Regions from separate parts of the Homo sapiens genome. Here regions 1 and 2 are each linked to region 3. The links are chromatin loops, found by intact Hi-C in ENCODE. Cell type or tissue: mammary epithelial cell. All regions are shown on one strand.

Region 1 (8,000 bases), 120 kb after region 3:
TCAGATTCAAAGGGCCCTCTTTTTTTTTTTTTTTTTTTTGTAGTAGCCAGCCTAATGAGTAGGAAGTTGTTCTCACTGTCATTTTATATTGAATTTCTTTTATTTTGAGTATGACCATCTTTTCAAATGTATGAGATAGTTATTTCCAGTTCCACATACTATCTGTACATTTCTTTTGCCCGCTTTTAGTTTGGGTCTTTGGCCTTTTTCTTATTGATTTATAGAAGCTCTTTTATACATAGAAAATTAATACTTTGTGACTAGTTGCAAATATTTTCAGTTGCTGAAATACACAGTAGGTGTTCCATGTAAGAGCTGAACAGCTGGTTCCTGATTGCTGTCTCCCTCCCTTCCAGCCAATAGATTTCAGAGTTTGGGCATTACCTATTGAGCCAAAGCTGACACCACACAAGCGCAGAGTATGGGAACAGAGTTCTCTGTCTGATTCCTGTGAGCTTCCTCATACTAAATCACCAACAGCAACCTACTTATCACAGAATATGAGAATTGAACAAGTGTTGGCAAGGATGTGGAGAAATTGGAGCTCTTGTTCCAGTTGTCGATGGGAATGTAAAGTGATGTCGCTGCTATGGAAAATAGTGTAGCAGTTCCTCAGAAAATTAAAAATAGAATGACCACATGATCTAGCAATTCCCCTTCTGGGTATATACCCAAAAGAACTGAAAGCAGAGTCTTAAAGAGATATTCATACAGCCTTGTTCATACCAGCATTATGCACAATAGCCAAAAGGTGGAAGCAACTCAAATGTCCATCAAAAATGAATGGATAAACAAAATGTAGTATGTACATACAGTGGAATATCATTTAGTCTTAGAAAGAAAGGAAATTCAAACACATGCTACAATGTGGATGGCCCTTGAATACATTATACTAAGTGAAATAAGCCAGTCACAAAAAGACAAATACTGTATGAGTTTACTTATACCCTAAGCAGTCAAATTCATGGAAACAGAAGGTGGAATGGTGGTTGGCAAGAGCTGAGAGGAGGAGAGAAAGAAGAGTTATTGTTTAATAGGTATAGAGGCTTAGTTTTGCAAGATGAAAGAGTTCTGAAGATGGATGTAGTGATGACTGTACAACAATGTGAATGTATTTCATACCACTGTACACTCAAAAGGTGAAGATGGCAAATTTTATGTGTATTATGCCACAACTAATAAAGATTTCTAAAACTTATGAGATCTAATTTCACCGTTTCCTATTGCTAAAGATCACAAATTAGAAAACACGTTGGCAAAAGGTACATGAAAATAAGCACTCTTGTGTTGATCAGAGCATAAACGTATAATCTCATAAACTAATAAAGATTTCTAAATAACAAAGATTTCTAAAACTTATGAGATGTAATTTCACCATTTCCTATTGCTAAAGATCACAAATTAGAAAACATGTTGGCAAAAGGTACATGAAAATAAGCACTCTTGTGTTGATCAGAGCATAAACGTATAATCTCAGGGGAGAACAATTTGCAACTATTCTTCAACCCTTTGGTCAAACGATTCTGCTTCTAGGAATATAGCTTACTCCCACCTGTGTGATATGGCATATAATCAAGGTTTTCCATTGCAACAAAAGATTGGAAACAACGTTAAGTATCCATCACTAGTGGTCTGGAAATATATATATATTATTGTCATCCAATAGAATACAATAGACTAATATGCAACTTTTAGCATGAGGATACTCGTTACATGCTGATACAGAATAATCTCCAAGGTAGTCATATGTGTGCAAAACCGTACATAGTATGCTACCATTTGTGCTTAAAAATAAAAAGAAAACAGAATATGGGTCAATGTTTTTGTTTAGTTTTGTCTAAAGTAACTTTAAGTAGAGGCAAGAAACTGGTAACATGTAACAGTGATCACCCCTGTTACCTCTGTGGAAGAAAACTAGACAGCTAAGGGACAAGGCTGGGAGGCAGACTTGCTTTCCACTATTTATCACCTTTATCTTTCAAATTTAGTACCATCTACATTTAGTACCATGATCTATTCAAAAATATTTATTAAAAAAAGAAAAGGTATAGTCTAGAAGGAAAAAAAACATAACAGACACTTCTAGCCCAATGTCCTGCACTGGGTGCTATGAGAGCAGAGGAAAGAAACACATATGGCTTCTAGACAACACCGTCTGGGGCATACATTTCTGCTATTCGATCAAGAATAGTTGTGCATCTTTTCCTGGAAAGAATTGATTTGTTTTTATCAACAGACCTATGAATTTAGTGGACAGACCTGTGAATTAATTCACTGGTTAGGTTTTCCTTTTTACATTGGCTGTTAAAAAGCTATAAGCCAAATTTATGTCCCCCTCAGTGCAAATTGGGCAGATTTCTAGGGCAAGCATTTAGCACTGGCCTTGTCCTTGGCTCTGTATCATATTCCTGTATTTGGTTTGCTTTTCCACCTGTTTCTCATGTTGGTCATCTTTCCTGTGTATGGCCATACCATCCTGAATGTGCCTGATCGCATCTAATGTTGGTCACCTCTCCTTATTCTTTGCTTCCTTATAAGCCACTAAGCAGCCTTTTTGGTGCTAGTTAGGGTAAGTGCGTGGGTAGTGAAGGAGGGAGGAGGGAGAGGAAGAAAGAAGATAGAGGTTATAAAGCAAAGCATATCCTTTTTCTTGGCTTCATCATGTAGATTAAGTGAATTGCTCTCAAAGCGTGGTCCTTAGGCCGGCAGCATTGTCATCACCTTATGTTGTTAAACATAAAAATTCATGGGTTTCATCCCAACTTACTAAGCCAGACTTTCTGTGGTTGAGGCCCAGGAAACTCTCCAGGTGATTTTTACTCACATTCAAGTTTGAGAACCACAGGAAAACAAAAGGAAGGCAGATTTCTAAGCGTAAATGCAATACTAACCGATTGCCCCCATCATGCCTGTTATGTTGGTCAAGATAAATAATACTAGCTACTGCAATAATCAATCCCTCAAATTTTATTTTTTGCCAATATCACAATCCATTGTAGATCAGTTGTGGGAGAGGTGTAAAGAGAGCTGCTTTATTAGTTTATTAAGCAAACCAGATCTCTTCCATTGTGAGACTTTGCGATTTTCTAGGCCCTTGGACATTTCCTCTGGATCCCCTGCTGCTAAGAAGGCAGGAGAGGGAGGAAAGAGAAGAGACTTTAGCAGCCAGATCTGGAAGAAACATCTTTTCTGCCCACAATTCCATTGGCTAGAAGCCAGTCTCATGGCCTGTATAACTGCAGGGGAGGCTGGGAAATGTGACCTATCGATGGAGCTAAGAGCAAAAGGAAATGGCTTTGATGAAGCCCTGGCATTGTCTCTGCACACCCGAGAACCCAAGTGAATCCCAAACTCCACGTCCAGGTCATGTTTTGGTGAACATCGGTTTTCAGTTTCCTTTTCTAATCAAGTTTTACCTTTTTTTTTCTCGACTCTAGCACTATGGGACTGAGTAACATTCTCTTTGTGATGGCCTTCCTGCTCTCTGGTAAGAACCTTTCAGCTTTGTTAAGTCCTGGAATCCTACTGTCTCCTGATGAGTCTGACCACAGCAAGCCCAGGCCTGAGACTTGGTGGGTTTTACTCACTTTCTACTGAGCATTGTACAAGACCACATGCAAAAAAGACTTTCCTGGAGAAGAAGGAAGTGTTATGATTGAGAGCAGCTGATGGCAGGCAGCTGGGATGGAGCTCTCCCCCCCGTGTGCTTCTTCCTCCTCTGCAGTCTCACATCAGTGAGCCTAGATGCTCAGAGTAGGGTAGCCTGGCCCATCCCATGGGGATGGGGGAAGGCTGCTGCACTGAGGCCCCTGAGACTTGACTCTTTTGTTCCACACATATTCTCTTCTGGTCTTCTCTGACCCTGTTTCTGTCTTTCTCAGGCTCCTAGGAAACAACTGACAGAATTCCAAAAGTCTCCCTTCATTCGGAGCACTGGCTTTCACGTCCCTGACTTCCCTACCCTCTCTCACTCCCTTCCCTACAGCCCATGCACATACCTCATGGTTGCCACGGCTTCCTGACAACTATGGATGTTCAGCTAATTGTGTCAGCTGATTTATAGTGGAGCCAATGAAGCTGAAGCTTCAGAGCCCTCCATTTGCACAACCCTTTCTAAATCCCCCTCAAGACCCTGTGAAGGGCCCCCTAGCAGTGTGGTCACCTGTCTTATGCTTTGGTAAAATTTGAATAAGTAAGATATTGTAACCACAATAAGTTATGACCACTGTCTCCTTCCTCTGCAACTTTTCCCTCCATGCCATTCTCCTGTCTGGTGGTGTTAGCAGTCAGGGGCATTTTGTATTTGAATTCTACATTCTTTTTCTTAACTATCCACCACCTCCCCTCAAAATTTTAACAGCATCCAGCCTCACAAAACTCAGATCTTCCCTGTTTACAGTTCCACTTTGAGTTTCAGTTTCTTCATCTATAAACAGGAGTTGGCTGCGGTCCCTGCCATGTATCCTGTGACTCAGTGTCTCGTAGTTACTCCTGGCCCACCCCTTCCTGCTGCTCCTTGTCTCCACCTGCAGGCCTGAGAGGGAAGCCACCCCACTAAGACAGGGAGGTGAACTGAGCCTGAAGTTTGGCTACAGCACCCACAGGCCACCAGCCATGAGTTCACCTCCTCCAGATGGCCACACACCAGGCCCTTGGCCACTGTCCCCATGTCTGCTGTGGATGATGAGGAGTCAGGGAACTACAAAGAGATGGTCCCTCAGATCCATGCTGGCTGGGATAAGCCTTTTCAGATTTCTGTTTTTCTGCTTAGCACCTTGAGCTTGTGGAGTCCTTGAGTGCAAGGTCTGTAGATGTGCCAGCTGATCACTGACTTAGGTAACAACAGCAGCTTCCAACCCCCAGGGCCCATGACCTGCTACCTTAGCTCCTGGGGATGTGGGAGGTATGTGTGTGTCAGAGAGCAAGGCAAGAAGACTCTAGAGAACATTATCCAGTAAGATTCCCTTCTCATCCCACTTCTTATTTATTTATTTTATTTATTTTATTTTTTGAGACAGCATCTTTCTCTGTCACCCAGGCTGGAGTACAGTGGCACAGTCACAGCTCACTGTGGCCTCGATTACCTGGGCTCAAGCAATTCTCCCACCTCAGCCTCCCCAAGTGCTAGAATTATATGCATGAGCCATCGCACATGACTTATTTTATTTATTTGATAAATGCATATATACACACAGTCATGAATCGTTTAACAACAGGGGTACGTTCTGAGAAACACATTATTAGGCGATTTTGTCATTGTATAATCATCATAGGGTGTCCTTACACAAAACTAGATAGCATAGCCTGCTCCATACTTAGGCTACCTGGCACAGCCTATTGCTCCTAGGCTACAAGCCTGCACAGCATGTTACTGTGCTGAATACTGTAGGTGTTGTAACACAATGGTATGTATTTTTGTATCTGAACATATCTAAGCATAGAAAAGATACAGTAAAAATATGGTGTTATAATCTTATGGGACCACCATTGTATATGACTGAAATGTGGCTGTGCAATACATGACAGTATATGCATATATATATATATCCCTTACTTTGTGCCTGGTACTGTTCTAAGTACCTCATAAATATTAACTCATTTGAGCCTCACAATAACTCTCTGCTTTAGGTCTTGTTGTTATTTCCCATTTTAAGATGTGGACACTAAAGCCCAGAGAGATGAAGTAATTTACCCAAGATCGACAGAGCTACTAAGTGGCAGAGCTTGGATTCACACCCAGCAATGTAGATTTAGCATTCGTTCACTTGACTCTTCTCCTAACTCTTGTGGTAAACCATGAATAAGTGGTAAGACTTCTTCCATGGGGCCTGAACAGCTTTGGTGGATAATATAGCTTCTGCCTCATCCGTGTTCATCCAGTGCCTCCTCCCCATCACCTGCAGCTGACACCTCAGTTGACCCAAGAGCTTGGGCCCAAGCCCTTCTCATCAAAGTGACCAGCCCAGCTCTCAAGATCTGGGAGAGAAGGAAGAAAAATGCCCTGGAAACACATTTCCAGAAAACACTAAACTGGAACACCATTTCCCACCAAATTTTCTGACTCCGCACACTGAAAGTGAGAAAGTAAAGCCGAGACACTCTATGAAAACTGAGTTCAGGTGTCACTTTTGCCCTTGATTTGCCATTGACACTTCTTAGAAGTTTCTTAGCTCCTGAGAAAAGAGTTACCAATATTGAAAGCAACAACCTCAAATGGTAACCGTTTAAGTTTTATGGTGGTGAGAGAATAAGTGACTATATTTTTGGCAGTACAATTTTAAAGTGGAATAGAAAGCCCATGACATCAGATCAGAAAATAACATTGCCAGTAATTCACACACGATGAAAAGCAACAAAAAATCAGATTCTATTTGAATTCTTTCTTCTCAGGGCACACCTCTGCTTACTGGGCTGGTGAACAGTGACCTAGCCACAGGGCCGGCTTCCAAAGGGAGAAAGGAGATGCAATTGGCCCACATAATCCACCCTCAAAATGTAGAGCTGAATAATTCATTTCATGGCATAGAAATAGCAATACAGTGAAGCAATTCTGTTTAACTTTTCCCTCCCTATATTTTGTGTCCTCTGTCATGGAAATTTGACACAGTAGTATTTGCTGCCCCTGCTCTTGAGGATAAAATTGGATGGGAGTTTAAGACTGAAACGGGCACCTGTGGCCTTGCAGAATTAGGTTACAGTTTGTGCCTTGTATTTACAAAGCGAAAGGAATTCCTAGTGCCACCTGCAGAGGCACTTCTAACTTTCAAGCTCTGTTTGCCACTGTCCTGGCACCTCCATCACACTTTTAGGCTGGAGCCAGAGAGGTTTTTGAAAAATCAGTAGCTCCCACATCAGGAGGAAGTATCTTTCCAGTTTGAGTTTTGGTAGCTGCTCTCTTTTTGTCTGAGGGTTCTCTGGGTCCTAGGGCTTTCTCATTTCTCTTGAACAACACCTCTAGTTAATTTCATGTACCTGGAGTGGTAGTTGGAATATTTCTTCACTTTAAGATTTTTTTTTTTTTTTTTTGAGATGGAGTCTCACTCTGTTGCCCAGGCTAAAGTGCAATGGCATGATCTTGGCTCACGGCAACCCCCGCCTCCCAGGTTCAAGTGATTCTCTTGCCTCAGCCTCCCAAGTAGCTGGGATTACACCTACCACCACAAAATACAAAAATACACAAATAATTTTTGTATTTTTGGTAGAGACGGGGTTTCACCATGTTGGCCATGCTAGTCTCGAACTCCTGACCTCAGGTGATCTGCCCGCCTCGACCTCCCAAAGTGCTGGGATTACAGACAGGCATGAGCCACTGCGCCCGGCCCACCTTAAGATTTATGTAAGATTGGCTCAAAAGCTCATTCCTGTGGAAAGGTCCACTGTTTTCCTCCCAAGATTTTTGCAGATATCTGCGTGGGTGGTTACTTTTGACTCCCATTTCCTGCTGTTGTTGATAGCCCTCATTAAAACCATCACCTGGAGGTGAATAGACAGTCGAGACCTATCATTCCCAAAGAATTGTCATGGAGCCTAATAGTTCTATTGGATTCACCCCTTTATGTTAAGCCACCATTTCAGTGTTTTTCAAAATAGATATATGTTATCTAGTAGGGAGTATCTTACCCCCAAATTAGTTGATTGTTTCAGGAGGGCTTTTAGTGGGTTCCAGAGAAAATGAGCAATCAGACAAGTTGATTTAGTGGAAGACAGTCACTGAATAGGATGTGTATAGGGTTGTTTGGGAGCAAGAGTGAAATTGGTATGGAACAGAGAGGCTCCCAAGGCAAGCAGACATTTTTTTTGGAAGAAGCAAGTGTTTGAGAGACTGTGGCTTATTTTTCCTTTGTGAGAGGGGAGTTTTAATACCATTTCCAAAATATGTAACCTGGTATTTTGTCCCCAGAAGTACTGTTGAGATTTATGGAAGCAAAAAACTCTGTCACCCAGGCTAGAGGAGTGCAGTGGTGCTATCAAAGCTTACTGCAGCCTCTAATTCCCAGGCT
Region 2 (8,000 bases), 280 kb after region 3:
GGGAACCTAACAATACAATGGAGTATAAAAGATTGTATATCTCACCTCCTGTCACTGTCACTGAGTTCAAGTAGTGAAACCCACAATATAAAGAACCTGGTGAGTTGTTTTTTCCTCTAGACACAAATACACTGATTCAGCACATTTACTGAGCCCTGACTCTGAGCAAAGTGCTAGGGAAGTGAAAACTATGTCACTGACCCTATTTCTCTTGTTAACTTGTTTGATTTTTATTTAAAATGTTCTTCTTTGAAAAGCAATGCATGTTCATTTTTTAGATATAAAGTATAAATAAGCCAAAAGCACATAATTTTAAAACTCAGCATTCCACCTCCCAGAAATAACCACTGTTGTACACCCCAGACTGTCTGTGTATGGCCTTCATAGGTTTGTTATTTGTTTACAAAAATGAGATCATTCACGTCCCTTTCCCCTTGACCTTCAGGAATGTCATAGTCTAAACATATGACTCTGCAAATCTGATCTGAGGTTATTTTTAGGCACCCACATATTAATATCCTAATGTATTTATGTTTTCCTGGTCCTTTTCTTGTACATCTACATATTGCTTTTATTTAAGTACCTCATATCAGCTACTTCAAATTCATTACTGCAGAAGACAGATACAAATTATTCAATGAATTACAAATAGCAATCTTTTATTCTTCTTTTTATTTTTATTATTGTCATTATTGCTCTCTGTCTCTGTGTGAGGCACCATGCTGAAGATTTTGCATAATTAGCTCATGTCATGATCTTCACAGTCACCCTATGAGGCAAGTGTCATCCTCCTTTTATTTTTATTTATTCATTTATTTTTGAGATGGAGTCTCACGCTATCACCCAGGCTGGAGTGCAGTGGCACAATCTCAGCTCACTGCAACTTCCATCTCCCAGATTCAAGCAATTCTCCTGCCTCAGCCTCCCCTGTAGCTGGGATTACAGACACCTGCCACCACACCTGGCTAATTTTTGTATTTTTAATAGAGACGGGGTTTCGCCATGTTTTTGGCCAGGCTGGTTTTGAACTCTGGACCTCAAGTGATCCACCCGCCTCGGCCTCCCGAAGTGCTGAGATTACAGGCGTGAGCCACCACGCCCGGCCATGTCATCCCCATTTTAACAGAGAGGGCTCTGTACAGAGCATGCCATGAAGCCAGAGAGTAGTAACAGTTCGATGATTCAAACCCAGCTTTGCCAGGTCTTTACTCTAAAGTCGTTGACTAGAAAGCTTCCCATTTTCTTCCACTTCTTCTTTCTTCCAGGTATAATTTCCGTGGGTTTCGCTGGTTACAGGCTATGATATTTGCCATAGAGGAGATAAACAGCAGCCCAGCCCTTCTTCCCAACTTGACGCTGGGATACAGGATATTTGACACTTGCAACACCGTTTCTAAGGCCTTGGAAGCCACCCTGAGTTTTGTTGCTCAAAACAAAATTGATTCTTTGAACCTTGATGAGTTCTGCAACTGCTCAGAGCACATTCCCTCTACGATTGCTGTGGTGGGAGCAACTGGCTCAGGCGTCTCCACGGCAGTGGCAAATCTGCTGGGGCTCTTCTACATTCCCCAGGTACTCAAGCCTTCTCAGGCGGGGCACTGGGAGCAGGATCAGAAGAAGCAGGCTTGGGGGTGCCATGCCCAATAGCCATACGGTTTACCATATTCCCATCTCTGGCACAAAAGACCTATGATTTAGTTGATATGCTGTATCATGACCATTTGGGATTTCTGAAACTCCAGTGTCCACAATATCAATGATACCTTCACTATGCTTCCAAAATTCTTTTAAATGTACCTTGCATAAAACTGTGTCTTTTTTTAAAAAGAGGCATTCAGTTATTTATTTCCCACTCTATTCCTTTAGTAAATTTTTTTTCCTTCTACTTTTACTAAAAGGAATCAGAGCATATGAGGTAAATCCCACCTCTCAAATCCAAAATATCTGTCCCGAATTCCATTTCCTGAAAAGTCTCGCTGCTCCACTGTCTCATTGAAACTTTAGCTCAGAGGGAAGCAGAGCATATTTTCTCACAAAACAGGAACTTAATCATTGTGTTGCACATTCCAGAAACGGAGAAAATTCTATTTCATTCAAAAAATATTTATTGAGCATATATGTATAAGCGGTCTCCACTTTGCGGGAACTTAGCCTAGGTGGAGAGATGGTTGCGTTTCCATTTACTAACAGTTTATTGAAGCAAGTGCTTTAATAAACATTCAGTGGTGCATTTTTTTCACCAAAAAAAGATAACAAATGTGAAGTGCCATTTTATAACCTGACATTTTCCTTCTTAACGCTATAGAGCAAAGCATTTTTCAGTTTAATATTTATAAATCTATGACATCATTTTATAATAGTGAAAAAATGGAAACAACCTAAATGTCTGTGGGTGGGAGAATCAGCTCAATTGTGATGCATCCTTACATCAAGTTTGAAATTAAACTATAAACTATACCTTAAATTTATTTTTTGAATGTTTAATATTTAAAATTTGTAAGAGTACCTTTGATAAATTTACATTTCTATGTTGGGAGGGCTCCTTTTTTTTTTTTTTTTTTTTGGTGATTGCCATTATCTCTTTATATACATGAGACAAGAGATAGTTTTGTCATCATTGACGGAATCCTTACTTCAGGGAATTAAAGGTGTTTCCCATGGGGAAGCCCTGGCTTTGTAACTTTTGTGCCAAAGTGATCTGACAAAGCCTGTATCAGTAAATGTGCTGCGTATATTCAAACTTAGATACACGTTAAAGTAAGTTATTGTTACCCCATGGCCAACAGGCTAAGATGTCAAGTAAAGAAAGAACATGAAAAGGGGAGGGGCGTGTTAATTCTTTGTGTTTTGGATGAAAGATAAGGTTAAGTTGAGTTTGAATTATAAAAGTGCTTTGATTATCAATCAAACCAATATAAGTCTATCTACAGTAGGGGTTCTCTGCCATGTCTGCCATGGCTACCTATTGGAATCACTTAGAGAGCTTTAAAAATACTGGTGCCTAAGTCCCACTCCGCAAAGATCAAGGTTTAATTGAGCTGAGATGCAGCCTAGGTGTCGGGAGGTTTTAACACTCTGGAAGTGATTCTAATGTGCAGCTGGGCTGGGAACCACTGCCCTGCCGGGTGAGGTCATGGACCCAGGGGTATTTCGTATGCCAGCCACGCCACCAAGTGGATGGAACAAGCAGACCAGCTAGACAAATTGCGGTTGGAACAGTTTTCTGAATCATTCTTGAAATTCTCCCCTCTTACAATAAAAAAAAGTTTTGTGTGTTTCTGAGGGGTTTTTTGGGGGGTTGGGGCACAAAATGGTATTTACCCCACTTTAGAGTTGCTTTTTAAAAACTTGGTAAACATTATAAATACGTTCCTTAAGAGAACATATCCATGAGGAATATTATTGTTTTTGATTTTTATTCCATTGAAGCCCTTTTGACCTATTTTTGAAAAACTCAAGAAGCAAGCAATAATGGATGGATTTTTTAAAATGGTAGGTTTTGTGTTTGCAAAAATCTGATTTAGAGGCCTATTGTTTGGGTCTGCTAACAGAATTCTCTGAAAAACAATAACATCTAAACAAATTACTTAATTTAACCACCTGCCTCATAAGTTCTGTGGTATTTCGAGAATACCTTATTCTGATAAGGGAAAAAATTATCAATTTTATACTATAACTTCTAAAATAAAAGCTCTTGTCAGAAAACAGTCATACTTACTTTTTAGTCAAGTTGGCCTAATTTTTTTACAGACCAACGCCTTTTATGTTTCTAATGTAGAAACTATCCATCAATAAGAAGAAACACATTGGAAATTTTTTTTTTTTTTTTTTTGAGATGGAGTCTGGCTCTGTCACCCAGGCTGGAGTGCAGTGGCAGGATCTCAGCTCACTGCAAGCTCTGCCTCCCGGGTTCACGCCATTCTCCTGCCTCAGCCTCCCGAGTAGCTGGGACTACAGGCGCCCGCCACCACGCCCGGCTAATTTTTTGTATTTTTAGTCGAGACGGGGTTTCACCGTGTTAGCCAGGATGGTCTGGAAATTTTTACTTAAAAATATTGGACATGGAAAATTAATTGTTTTAAATGGTGAAAGATATTAAAAAGGCATTCTCCCAAATACCTTTGACTTGTTTTCTTAAGAAGTTTAAAATCTCTCTGGAAAAACTAGAGAACACAAGATATTAAGCTACTTCATTTCCTAGAAGAAATTCCATTTGTGTAAAAATGTTTCGTTCTTCAGAAAAAATGGTCCCATAACTTGGAACTTCCTAAGTGGTGAGCCATGATGACACAGAGTGCTGCAAATGAGCTGAAGCCGGCCTCATCAAAGATGTGGATCTCCTCAAGTGTTGGGGTGACCAGGTGGGGCCTGAGTGGTCAGAGCACTCCCACCAGGGTTGATCAGCTTCCTCTGTTTGCTCCATGTGTTGCCATAATGTGAAAAGAAGTGGGAAAGCTCTGCACTAACTAATGCTTTACATGGTATTTGGCTACTTCTTCAAGCAACGATCTCTTAACATCAAGGGCAAGACTTTCTTCCCTTGGTAGTCCACACCCTTGCTCAGATGCAGAAGTGGCTATGTCTTAGAGAGTGCAAACATGTCAAGACAGCTTCTCCAGGGTTCCTGTTCAGCCTCTTAAGATTTTCAAGACCCATATCAAAAGCCTGTCAAGCAGGCTCAGCCATCACCTATAACTGAATAAAGGAAAGGGCTCTGGAAGGTGCTTCCCAATGGAAGATTCTTCACAATGCGACCTTCAAAAGTGGGTCTGCTAACAATGAGTTAATGGGTGCAGCACACCAACATGGCACATGTATACATATGTAACAAACCTGCACGTTGTGCACAAGTACCCTAGAACTTAAAGTATAATAAAAAAAAAAAAAAAGTGGGTCTGGCCATAAAATCAATCCAACAATAGTGGGATGGAGAGGAAGGGAGGTTTTTCTGATGATATTTAATTACATACGTCATTGTTATTGTGATACAGGGGGATTGAGCCTAGTGGTCTTAGTGGTCTAATTGAGCCTAAAAGAAACAGTTCTCAGAAATGACTGCAATTAAGCTTAGTTTTTTCTAAAGTACTGGGGTGCGGGGAGGAGAGGGAGGAGGAGGAATAACCAGAGGAGGGGAAGAGAGAAATTAGGCAGAATAAGAAAAGGGAATTCCCGGGGACTCCTCTGAAGAGCCTTAAGTTTATAATCCATGGGGAACCCGATTCCTTCCACAGGCAAATTATGAACAAAGTGTTTATTGCAGTAAAGGGAAGTTAAACTCTTCAGATCAGAAGCTGAGCCCAACAAGCCAAAGTTGTGTACATGGATATATTATAACCAATGAGGCAGCACAGAGGAGGTTAGAGAAGACATGAAACGGTGCATAAAGACTCTTCTTGAAAGGCTAAGTACATCCCACTATTGTTGGGTTGATTTTATGGCCAGACCCAGTTTTGAAGTTAGCATTGTGAAGAATCATCCATTGGGAATTGGGATGCTCCCTCAAAGACTGAAAGGTGCTTAAGTGCTCACTCTGGAGTGGAACAGATGCTGCTTTTCCTTACCCTTTCTTTCATCCTGTATACAGTGAACAGCATAGTTGATAAATGAGACCAAGGCATGCTCAGAAAGCCACCTCCACAACAGCCTGGAGGCTCACTCAGCACCTCTTCACTCACTCACTCACTCATTCACCATGTTCTTGGTTCTCTCCAGGTCAGTTATGCCTCCTCCAGCAGACTCCTCAGCAACAAGAATCAATTCAAGTCTTTCCTCCGAACCATCCCCAATGATGAGCACCAGGCCACTGCCATGGCAGACATCATCGAGTATTTCCGCTGGAACTGGGTGGGCACAATTGCAGCTGATGACGACTATGGGCGGCCGGGGATTGAGAAATTCCGAGAGGAAGCTGAGGAAAGGGATATCTGCATCGACTTCAGTGAACTCATCTCCCAGTACTCTGATGAGGAAGAGATCCAGCATGTGGTAGAGGTGATTCAAAATTCCACGGCCAAAGTCATCGTGGTTTTCTCCAGTGGCCCAGATCTTGAGCCCCTCATCAAGGAGATTGTCCGGCGCAATATCACGGGCAAGATCTGGCTGGCCAGCGAGGCCTGGGCCAGCTCCTCCCTGATCGCCATGCCTCAGTACTTCCACGTGGTTGGCGGCACCATTGGATTCGCTCTGAAGGCTGGGCAGATCCCAGGCTTCCGGGAATTCCTGAAGAAGGTCCATCCCAGGAAGTCTGTCCACAATGGTTTTGCCAAGGAGTTTTGGGAAGAAACATTTAACTGCCACCTCCAAGAAGGTGCAAAAGGACCTTTACCTGTGGACACCTTTCTGAGAGGTCACGAAGAAAGTGGCGACAGGTTTAGCAACAGCTCGACAGCCTTCCGACCCCTCTGTACAGGGGATGAGAACATCAGCAGTGTCGAGACCCCTTACATAGATTACACGCATTTACGGATATCCTACAATGTGTACTTAGCAGTCTACTCCATTGCCCACGCCTTGCAAGATATATATACCTGCTTACCTGGGAGAGGGCTCTTCACCAATGGCTCCTGTGCAGACATCAAGAAAGTTGAGGCGTGGCAGGTGCGTCCTTCACTTATATAGCAATTTGCTGTATAATAAAGCAGAGTTGGGCTGCAACTCCAGGCAAGAAAAATAGTGGTCATTTGAAAAGGGCAATATTTAAATGAAGCCACTAAATGGAGCTTTGGATTCAAAGTACCTTTTTTAAATCTTGAGCAACTGATTTGAACAAAATTGATAGTAATTTGATTATCTATTTAAAGCCTTGAGTCAACTGTTCTTTAGTCCAGTGATTCAGAATAACTGAAGTATGGTCCCCAAAAGTTTTCAAATATCCCAGAACAGATTTAGTAATGAGTGGGGTATTTTTCTAATGTCTAAATTATCAATATTGTTCCCTTGTGAGTAAGAAGTATTTTTTGAGTACCTATTACATTCCATATACTAAGTGGCATAAAGCTAGTATTATTGTGTTTAGCCACCACTTTTGCCATTACATTACTGACAGCCTATACCAAGCCACCCAGCAGGTCAGCTAAGCACAGCTTAGGACAAAAGCAAATCAAAGACACAGAAAACAAAAACTCTTTGTAAAAAGATTTGATATTGAGTGTTTCAAAAAGAAGCACTGAAGTGGTTATCATAGAAAAAATCAGAACTTAAGAGGAGTTCCCACACTTGTTTAGCCTTGTTTTGTATTTTTGAATTACACACAGGAGAGACATCATAATCTTTTTCATTTCAAGAGCTTATATCCTAAATAGCTGTTCGGGTCTTGCATATGTGCCTTATTTTTTTCAATCAGACCATGTTTCACACTCCTTTTGTATTTTCCTTAGTTCCAAACTGACCTATCAGAGAGATTGCATGACAGTGGAGAGGGCGGGAATTCCTGAATTTGAATGGAATGTGCCAGCCTCCAGCTCCCCCATTTCCTAGCTGTGTGATCTTAGGCAAACCATGGCTGTAAGTCACAGTGTCTCCATCTGTGACACAGACTTAATGTCTAGCTTACTTTCCACTCAATGTTCTTTTGACTTAGGTTCATGACATTAAATGACATGATATATGTAAAAGCAATTTGTAAACTTTCAAGCTCTAAACAGATGTGTGATTATTATAGTAGGATTTCAGTACAGCTCTAATTAATCCATGAATTAGGTAAAAATGATAACTAGAACACCTTTGTATACAGAACCCAACCACCACAAACCCTTTGGGAAGGATACCAAGAAGCAAAAAGCACACAACTTGTATCAGTCACTGTAGAGATTCTCATGAAAGACAAGGAGTGACTGTCTAAGTTGGTCAAATAGGCCAGAATCTTCAAGTTCTCAGCCCTTCTTATATGGGAACCTCTTACCCAACCATCACTGTTGGCTAAAGTTTCTAACTTCTGTGGGGTACTCAGAGCTTCTTTCTTCACACGGAACCCCTACCTTGCCAAGATAGAGGTGCTGTAA
Region 3 (8,000 bases):
ATTACACTGATTTTTGACAGAGGTGCAAAAGCAATTCAATGAAGAAAGGACAGCCTTTTCAACAAAAAGTGCTGGAACCATTGGACATTCTTAGGTTAAAAAATCCAAAACAAACGGCCTCCTGTCCACACACATGAAAACAACCAAAAAACAAACTGAACCAACAAACAAAAAATGAAAACAAACACTTCGAATTAAACCTCATACATTATAGAAAAGTTAACTCAAAATGCATTATAGACTTAAATGTCTAGCATAAAATCATAAAACTTTATTTTAAAAAGTAGGAGAAAATCTTCAGGGTCTAAAGTTAGGCAGTTTTTAAGAATTGTTACTAAGGCATAATTTTAAAAAGGGAAAATTGATAAGTTGGACTCCATCAAAATTTTCTTTGTGAAAGCCCATATAAAGAGGGTTAAAAGACAAACTACAGGCTGATCAAAACATTTGCAAACCACATATTCAGTAAAGAACTAGTATCTGTAATAAGAACTCTCAAAAACTCAACACTAACAAAATAAATAATTCATTTAGAAAATAGGCAAAAGACATGCAGAGACATCTCTTAATAGGACATACAGATAATAGGTAAGCACATGAAAAGATATTTGACACCATTAGCCACTAGGGAAGTAGAAATTAAAACTGATATATAAGAGTTAAAAAGAAATTATTTAGACAGATAGTGAGGGTAAGGAAGTTCTCGGTAAGGTTTTCCTTTTAATGAAAAGCAGCCCCCAAATCATTTTTCTAATAAAGAGCAGCCTGTAAAATCAAGCTGCAGACATAGATAAGCAAGCTGGAAGCTTGCATGGGTGAATGCCAGCAGCCGTGCCAATAGGAAAAGGCTACCTGTGGGCTAGGCATGTTCAACGTGCCACTTCCATCTCCCCTTTTCTTTACCAACCATGTGTACCGTAAGGAACAGACAACATGGCGCCAGCCAGGAAGAGACCCCATTTGCATTATAAAAGATTAGGGTGGGGTGGCCACCTTCCTCGCTTGCTATGTAAATGGCACACCTGGTCCAACCAATCTTTGGGCCCTATGTGAATCAGACACTGCCTCCTCAAGCCAGTCTATAAAACCCCATGCACTTCACCACGGAACCAGAAGACCCACCTGGGCACCCCTCTCTCTCTGCAGGGGAGAGAGCTATTCTCTGTTCTCTTTCTTTCACCTATTAAACTTCCACTCTTAAATTCACTACTTGTGTGTCCATGTCCTTGATTCCCTTGACATGAGACAACAAACCTCAAGGATTTACCCCAGACAATGACACTGCTTCAAAACCAGAATAAAATATCACTACACATCTATCAGGATAGCTAAAAAATAGTAGCAACAGTAAATTCTGACTATGGTGCTAAGAAACTGGATCACTCATACATTGTGCTGGAAGTGTGGAAAGATATACCCACATTATAAAACAGTTTGGCAATTCCTTACAAAACTAAAGATACAACCACATGGCCCAACAGTTGCTTTCCTCCCAGAGCCCAAGGGCCATTTACAAAGTCAAATTTGCAACAAGAGGGCCTATATAGCAAAAAATTTACCAAACAGAAGTAGGTTTTATGGGTAAAAACCTGGGGGAATATACATGAAATGGAATTATAAGGGTAATGCCCCAGGGATATAAATTTAAGTTAGTGAAACTGCCTTTGCAAAAATTATAACACTAAGAAAATTACGACAGTGAAAGAGATCTGATCTAACCAACCCCCATCTTGTCTTTAACCTCCAAATTGTCCTTAACCCTTTTCCCCTTTGCCCTAAGAATACTTGCTGGTGGCGCTTGCAGCTGCAGTGCTTACCGCGAGATAACTTTGCCACAAAATATCTCACTTTTATTATTATTTTTGGATCGCTCTAGTATATCAACTTTGGAAACAAAAGACATCACTCTATAGTATTCTGTTTTTAGTAGTGGTGTTTCCATTTACAAAATATAGTAATTCTCAATTGCTGAAAATGTCACATTCTAGAAAATGTAGCATTCCTATGCATGATGTTAACATCGTTCTCAAACAGTTGTCAGCTGAAGATTCATTTGATGAATCCGATTTTTCTGAAATAGATTATTCTTATGATTCAGATGATTCTGATGTTAATTCTGTTTAGAAATAACTCCAAAAACAGTCTTTATATTTTATTTTCACATTGAAAATCAGTCAAATTTGCTTCAGCCACAAAGAGCGTGTTTATATAAAATTAAATGAGTGCTGGCAGTGAGCTGCACTTTTTTTCTCTAAAGGGGAAAAGGGTTAATTTAATCATTCTTGGGCTTGGACCAGGCTAAATTTAGGAGATATTTAGTTTATAGTTTAAATAATAGTAGCCCTTCTCCAAAGCTACATCGCCTTTCTAAAGCTAATGAAAGGCCATCAGGTTAGGAAGATAAAAGGAGCCTGAATTCTACTAAGGTGTGGATTACCAGCCATACTCCAGAAGTCACAAGATTTGCAACTTCCCCAATTATTCCTGCAAATAACATCACTATTATAGAGACTAAGATTGGCCTTTTGAGATGTCTTTTCAGGTTTTTGCATTTCTGTTTCCACTGGCCACCTGTCAACAACTTCTATGGCCCCACTCAGACTCCTGGGCCCACCAAACTATCCTTGGAAAGACTCTAGCCTCTGAAATTTTCCAGGAGATTGATTTGAGTAATAACTCCATCTCCCATGTGGCATGGCTGGCCTCATGTCAATTAAACTCTATTTATTGCAATGCCATGGTTTCAGTGAATTGGCTTCGTCTGTGCAGTGGGCAGGAAGAACCCATGAGGTGATTACATTAGGTTGAAATTATTATATAGGTGCACTTACAAAAGATTCTGCCTTCAATGTCTAACACACACAGTTGGAAGAGTTCTCTCTTTTTTTTTTTGTTTTTTGTTTTTTGGTGGTAGACTGAAAATTATATTTACTTTGGCCTATGTTGAGTTGAGACTTCAAAAATCCCTCGTAGAGAAAGAAAGATTTAGGGAGATAAGAATTGTCAACCTTAAATAACTAGATTCAGAAAATATGATTAAGTAGAGAGTTTATTTGGGCCTAAAGCTTGTGGATGGCCACCAGGGAGCATAGATTCAAGTTGCCCTGAATATACACTCTGATTCACAGCAGTTACAAGTAGGTTTTTAAGGAAAAAAGAAGAGGCAGTTCCTGAGTTCTTTACAAACAATTTACCTTAAAACAATGCAAGCTATTAATTGGCTGTACACTGTTCTTTGTATCACAAATTCCAGGAACCTGAAGATAATGAGTGAGGCAGCTATCAGGAACAAAATGTCTTTAAGTAATTGCCTTTGGACATGGGTAAGGGGTATGACTAAAGTCCCATACCAGTGTTTCTCTGGGCCTGCTAAATCTTGCCATTGCCCTGAGCTATTTTTCTTTTATCAGAATGTTAAAGTGAATTTGTTTTGTGTTACTCACTCAGCCATTCCATCCCTGAAGACATACCTGTCATAATGTAATCACCCAATGGGTTCTTCTTGCCCACTGAACAGATAAAAATCAACCCACTGAGACCTCAACATTGCAGGACAGAAAGAGTTTAATTGATGTGAGTCTGGCTGACTCAGGAGAACAAATTTATCACTCAAATCAGTCTCCCCAAAGACTTGGAGGTTAGGGATTTTATGGACAATTTGGTGGGCGGGGGCTAGGGAATGGGTGCTGCTGATTGGTTGAGGATGAAATCATAGGGGTGTGGAAAACAATCTTCACATGCTGAGTCCACCTCTGTTTGGGGCAATAGGATTCGCTGAGTCATAAGTCATGAGTCCAGGTGGTATCAGTCTGAAAAGCATCTTAAAAAAACAATCTTAGGTTGTACAATAGTGATATTACTTATAGGAACAGTTAGAAAAGTCACAAGTCTTGTGACTTCTGGCTACATGACCCCTGAGCAGTAAGGAATTACAGAAACTATGCCTATCTTTTCAGAATTCAGGCCCCTTTCACAATCCCAACCTTCTGGACTTTCATTACTTTTATAAAGGCAGTTTAGTTTTGGAAAGGACTATTATAATCTTTGTTTTGGGTAAAACTATAAATCATTTCCAAAGTTAGCTTGGCCTATGCCCAGCAATGACCAAGGACAGCTTGGAGATCAGAAGCAAGATGGAGTCAACTATGTCAAATTTCTCTTACTGTCATGATTTTGCAAAGGCAGTTTCAATAAGAGCATAGAGAAAAGCATAAATGAAGGTAGTACCAACATATTTGAAAAGCACCATTGTGGCTGATTTCTGTATGCCAGAGATGAAGTTGGAAAATACCAATATTGAAATAGTCTCTATGATTTCAATAAGAATGATGACATCTCAGGGTGGCAGAGACTAATGAATTACACCAATATACCAGAAACAATTTGGCCTGCTTATTTTAATAGGAGAAAGGCTGGTAGGGTAATTATAATGATTTGACCCACAGGAATCTTTGTCATTGAATAATTGATCATAGAGCCCTGCATGCGGAAATTGGAAGGGAGTCATGTTTACCTGGGTAAAGAATGTTTTCTCTGCAATAAAAGTCATTTGGTGAGTATTTACATAGGACACAAATATTCTCACACTCTGAGTTTACTTTAAGAGATCCCTTCACATACCTCTTTCTTCAGGCCAACTTGTTATACATCCTTATATCTTACTCCTTGTGTATCTCTGACCTGCCAATCATTAGCCCCAATCCCTGCATTACTGTAGATCTGTTTCTTGGGTCATCTCTCTTTTAGGCAAAATGGGCAGTGAGATAGCCTGCTTAAAATTCTGCCCATTGGAAGGAATTCCACCCCTTGGTGGGGCTGCTGCACTGCAGAAGTTTATCTCCAGTTTTCATGGAGAACCATTTATAAACTAGCTTCACATGTTTTTCTTTTTCAATCAACTGATCATAGAGAACACTCCATGTAGCTCAGGTATAGATGAGAGTAAGATGGCAGTGTGATGGCAGTAGGCACACCAGGAATGATAGCCACCTGTTCATCCAATTTACTCTTGACTTTAGGACCTGCTTAAGGTCAATATACCACATGCTGGAGGAGTGTTGCTGCCATGCCGGACTCTATGGTGATAGATAAGACACCAAATTCATGTGGGGAACTGACTTGACTGTCCTCCTGTCCTACAGTCAAGTAGGTGTTTGGTCTCTACTATGACCCAATAGCAAGCCAAATGCTATCTCTCAAAATGAGGGCAATTAATTTTCAAATCAGGCACGATTTTGCTCCAAAATGCTATGGGCCTCTCCTCTAATTCTCTTATCAGGGTTTCCACAGAATCCCCCAGCATCTTGATTAGCCATACATATTTTGAAAACCACTGGAATCACTGGTCATAAGTAGGGTGACCATATAATATAATTGATCACTCCAACTAGAACAATTTTGAGAGTGAAAGGAGGCACTAGTAATAAACATGTTGGGAAAATGTACGGTCATCCAGTCATAAAAGCCAAGTGATTTATTTGTTCACTCTGCATCCTTTACCAGCTAGAGTACATATTCAAAGATGAATATAGAAAATTTTGATAAAGAGCTCTCAATTATATCCTGGATTAGGTTATTGAATTTCAAGGCAAAACTTCTTCAAGCACTCAGGCAGAAAAGGTAAATATTTAATTAGTTATCACACTTTAGTGTGCATGAGAAGTACCTGGATGTATTGTTAAAACAGGCTACTCAACTTTATACTCAGAATTTCTAATTCTGTAGCCATAAAATGGGCCTGAGAATTTGCATTTTAACAAATTCTTAGGTGATATTGATGTTGCTAATCCAGGGGTCATATTTTTAAGAACCATTGATCTACAGAAGAAGAAGAAGAAAAAAAAACATAAGACTGTCCTCAGTTTTTTTCCACAGCAACATGTCATACTTTTAAGAACCATTGATCTACAGAAGAGAAGAAGAAAAAAATAGACTGTCCTCAGTTTTTTCCACAGCAACATGTAATACCAAATGATAATATTCTAAATAGAAACTTATACTGAGATGTAGTTGAAGTTTTAGGTCCACCAACAGCTTTTATAAACATGAACAGACTCTAGGAACATTGCCTTCTAGAGAACCTTTTGCAAAAGCCATAAGATGATAGTCACACTTTTTTTTTTCTGATAATAGGATCTAGGGGTTACAGTATATTTATGACCTGGCTGTCTAAAGAAAGGTTGTGATATGGTTTGGCTTTGTCCCTGCCCAGATCTCCCATCTTGAATTCCCACCTGTTGTGGCAGGGACCCAATTGGAGGTGATCGAATCATGGGGGCAGGTCTTTCCTGTGCTGTTCTCATGATAGTGAATGAGTCTCATGAGATCTGATGGTTTTAAAAAGGGGCGTTCCCCTGCACAGCTCTCTCTTTGCCTGCTGCCATTTACATAAGATGTGACCTGCTCCTCCTTGCTTTCTGCCATGATTGTGAGGCTGCCCCAGCCATGTGGAACCGTAAGTCCAATTAAACCTCTTTCTTTTGTAAATTGCCCAGTCTTGGGTATGTATTTATCGGCAGCATGAAAACGGACTAATACAGTAAATTGGTACCAGTAGAGTTGCTGAAAAGATATCCAAAAGTGTGGAAGTAACTTTTGAACTGGGTAACAGGCAGAGGTTGGAACAGTTTGGAGAGCTCAGAAGAAGACAGGAAAATGTGGGAAAATTTGGAGCTTCCTAGAGACTTGTTGAATGGCTTTAAGAAAAATACCTATAATGATATGAACAATAAGGTCCAGGCTGAGGTGGTCTAGATAGAGATAAGGAATTTGTTGGGAACTGGAGCAAAGGTGACTCTTGTTATGTTTTAGCACAGAGACTGGCGGCATTTTGCCACTGCCCTAAAGATTTGTGGAACTTTCAACTTGAGAGAGATGATTTAGGGTATCTGGAAGAAGAAATTTCTAAGCAGCAAAGAATTCAAGAGGTGACTTGGGTGCTGTTAAAGGCATTCAGTTTTATAAGGGAAGCAGAGCATAAAAGTTTGGAAAATTCGCAGCCTGACTATGCAATAGAAAATTTTTAAAAAACCAATTTCTGGGGAGAAATTCAAGCCGGTTGCAGAAATTTGCATAAGTAGCAAGGAGCCTAATGTTAATCCCCAAGACTATGGGGAAAATCTCTCCTGGCCATGTCAGAGACCTTCATGGCAGCCCCTCCCATCACAGACATGGAGGCCCAGGAGGAAAAAGTGGTTTTGTGGGCCGGGGCCCAGGGTCCCCATGCTGTGTGCAGTCTAAGGACTTGGTGGCCTGTGTCCCAGCTGCTCCAGCTGTGGTTGAAAGGGGCCAACTTAGAGCTCAGGCCATGGCTTCAGAGGGTGCAAGCCCAAGCCTTGACAGCTTCCATGTGGTATTGGGCATGTGGGTGCACAGAAGTCAAGAATTGAGGTTTGGGAACCTCTGCCTAGGTTTCAGAAGATGTATGGAAATGTCTGGATGCCCAGGCAAAAGTTTGCTGCAGGGGCAAGGCCCTCATGCAGAACCTCTGCTAGGGCAGTGCAAAAGGGAAATGTGGGGTTGGAGCCCCCACAAAGAGTCCCTACTGAGGCACTGCCTAGTGGAGCTGTGAGAAGAGGGCCACTGTCCTCTAGACCCCAGAATGGTAGATCCACTGACAGCTTGCACCATGCACCTGGAAAAGCCACAGGCACTCAATGCCAGCCCATGAAATCAGCTAGGAGGGGGGCTGTATCCTGCAAAGCCACAGGGGTGGAGCTGCCCAAGACCATGGGAACCCATCTCTTGCATCAGTGTGACCTGGATGCAAGACGTGGAGTTAAAGGAGATCATTTTAGAACTTTAAGATTTGACTGCTCGGCTGGATTTCAGACTTGCATGGGGCCTGTACTCCTTTGTTTTAGCCAATTTCTCCCATTTGGAATGGCTGTATTTACCTAATGCCTGTATCTCCATTGTATCTAGGAAGTAACTAACTTGCTTTTGATTTTACAGGCTCATAGGTGAAGGGACCTGCCTTGTCTAGATGGGACTTTAAACTT

Evidence for each region. Hi-C counts contacts between places; a loop is a spot of excess contacts. Peaks named below come from ENCODE experiments on the same cell type or tissue, not always from the same donor. Only the 100,000 strongest peaks of a DNase experiment are listed, where the experiment ranks them.
Region 1: it touches region 3 in a loop (4-fold over the local background); 2 of 110 quality-filtered maps call a loop at or near these places.
Region 2: a loop joins it to region 3, with 7 times the contacts of the local background. A loop is called at or near these places in 5 of 110 quality-filtered maps.

What each region holds. Positions count from the first base shown.
Region 1 is chr3:122,088,164-122,096,163 of GRCh38, forward strand. It overlaps CD86 (CD86 molecule), which reads left to right. Exons shown (of 7, transcript NM_175862.5): 2 at 3,438-3,487. Among named protein-coding and RNA genes, the nearest start is that of CD86, 37 kb to the left of the region's middle. RefSeq lists an enhancer at 4,221-4,330. In mammary epithelial cell, a CTCF peak has its summit at 4,531 (motif pointing left); no DNase peak of the experiment used is centred here.
Region 2 is chr3:122,255,816-122,263,815 of GRCh38, forward strand. CASR (calcium sensing receptor) reads left to right here. Exons shown (of 7, transcript NM_000388.4): 3 at 1,266-1,572; 4 at 5,713-6,597. Among named protein-coding and RNA genes, the nearest start is that of CSTA, 65 kb to the right of the region's middle. In mammary epithelial cell, a CTCF peak has its summit at 3,179; a DNase peak (open chromatin) is centred at 3,166; H3K27me3 peaks cover 288 bases.
Region 3 is chr3:121,971,292-121,979,291 of GRCh38, forward strand. No RefSeq gene overlaps it. Among named protein-coding and RNA genes, the nearest start is that of ILDR1, 47 kb to the right of the region's middle. In mammary epithelial cell, CTCF peaks have their summits at 3,063 (motif pointing right) and 4,804; a DNase peak (open chromatin) is centred at 3,590; H3K27ac peaks cover 3,436 bases.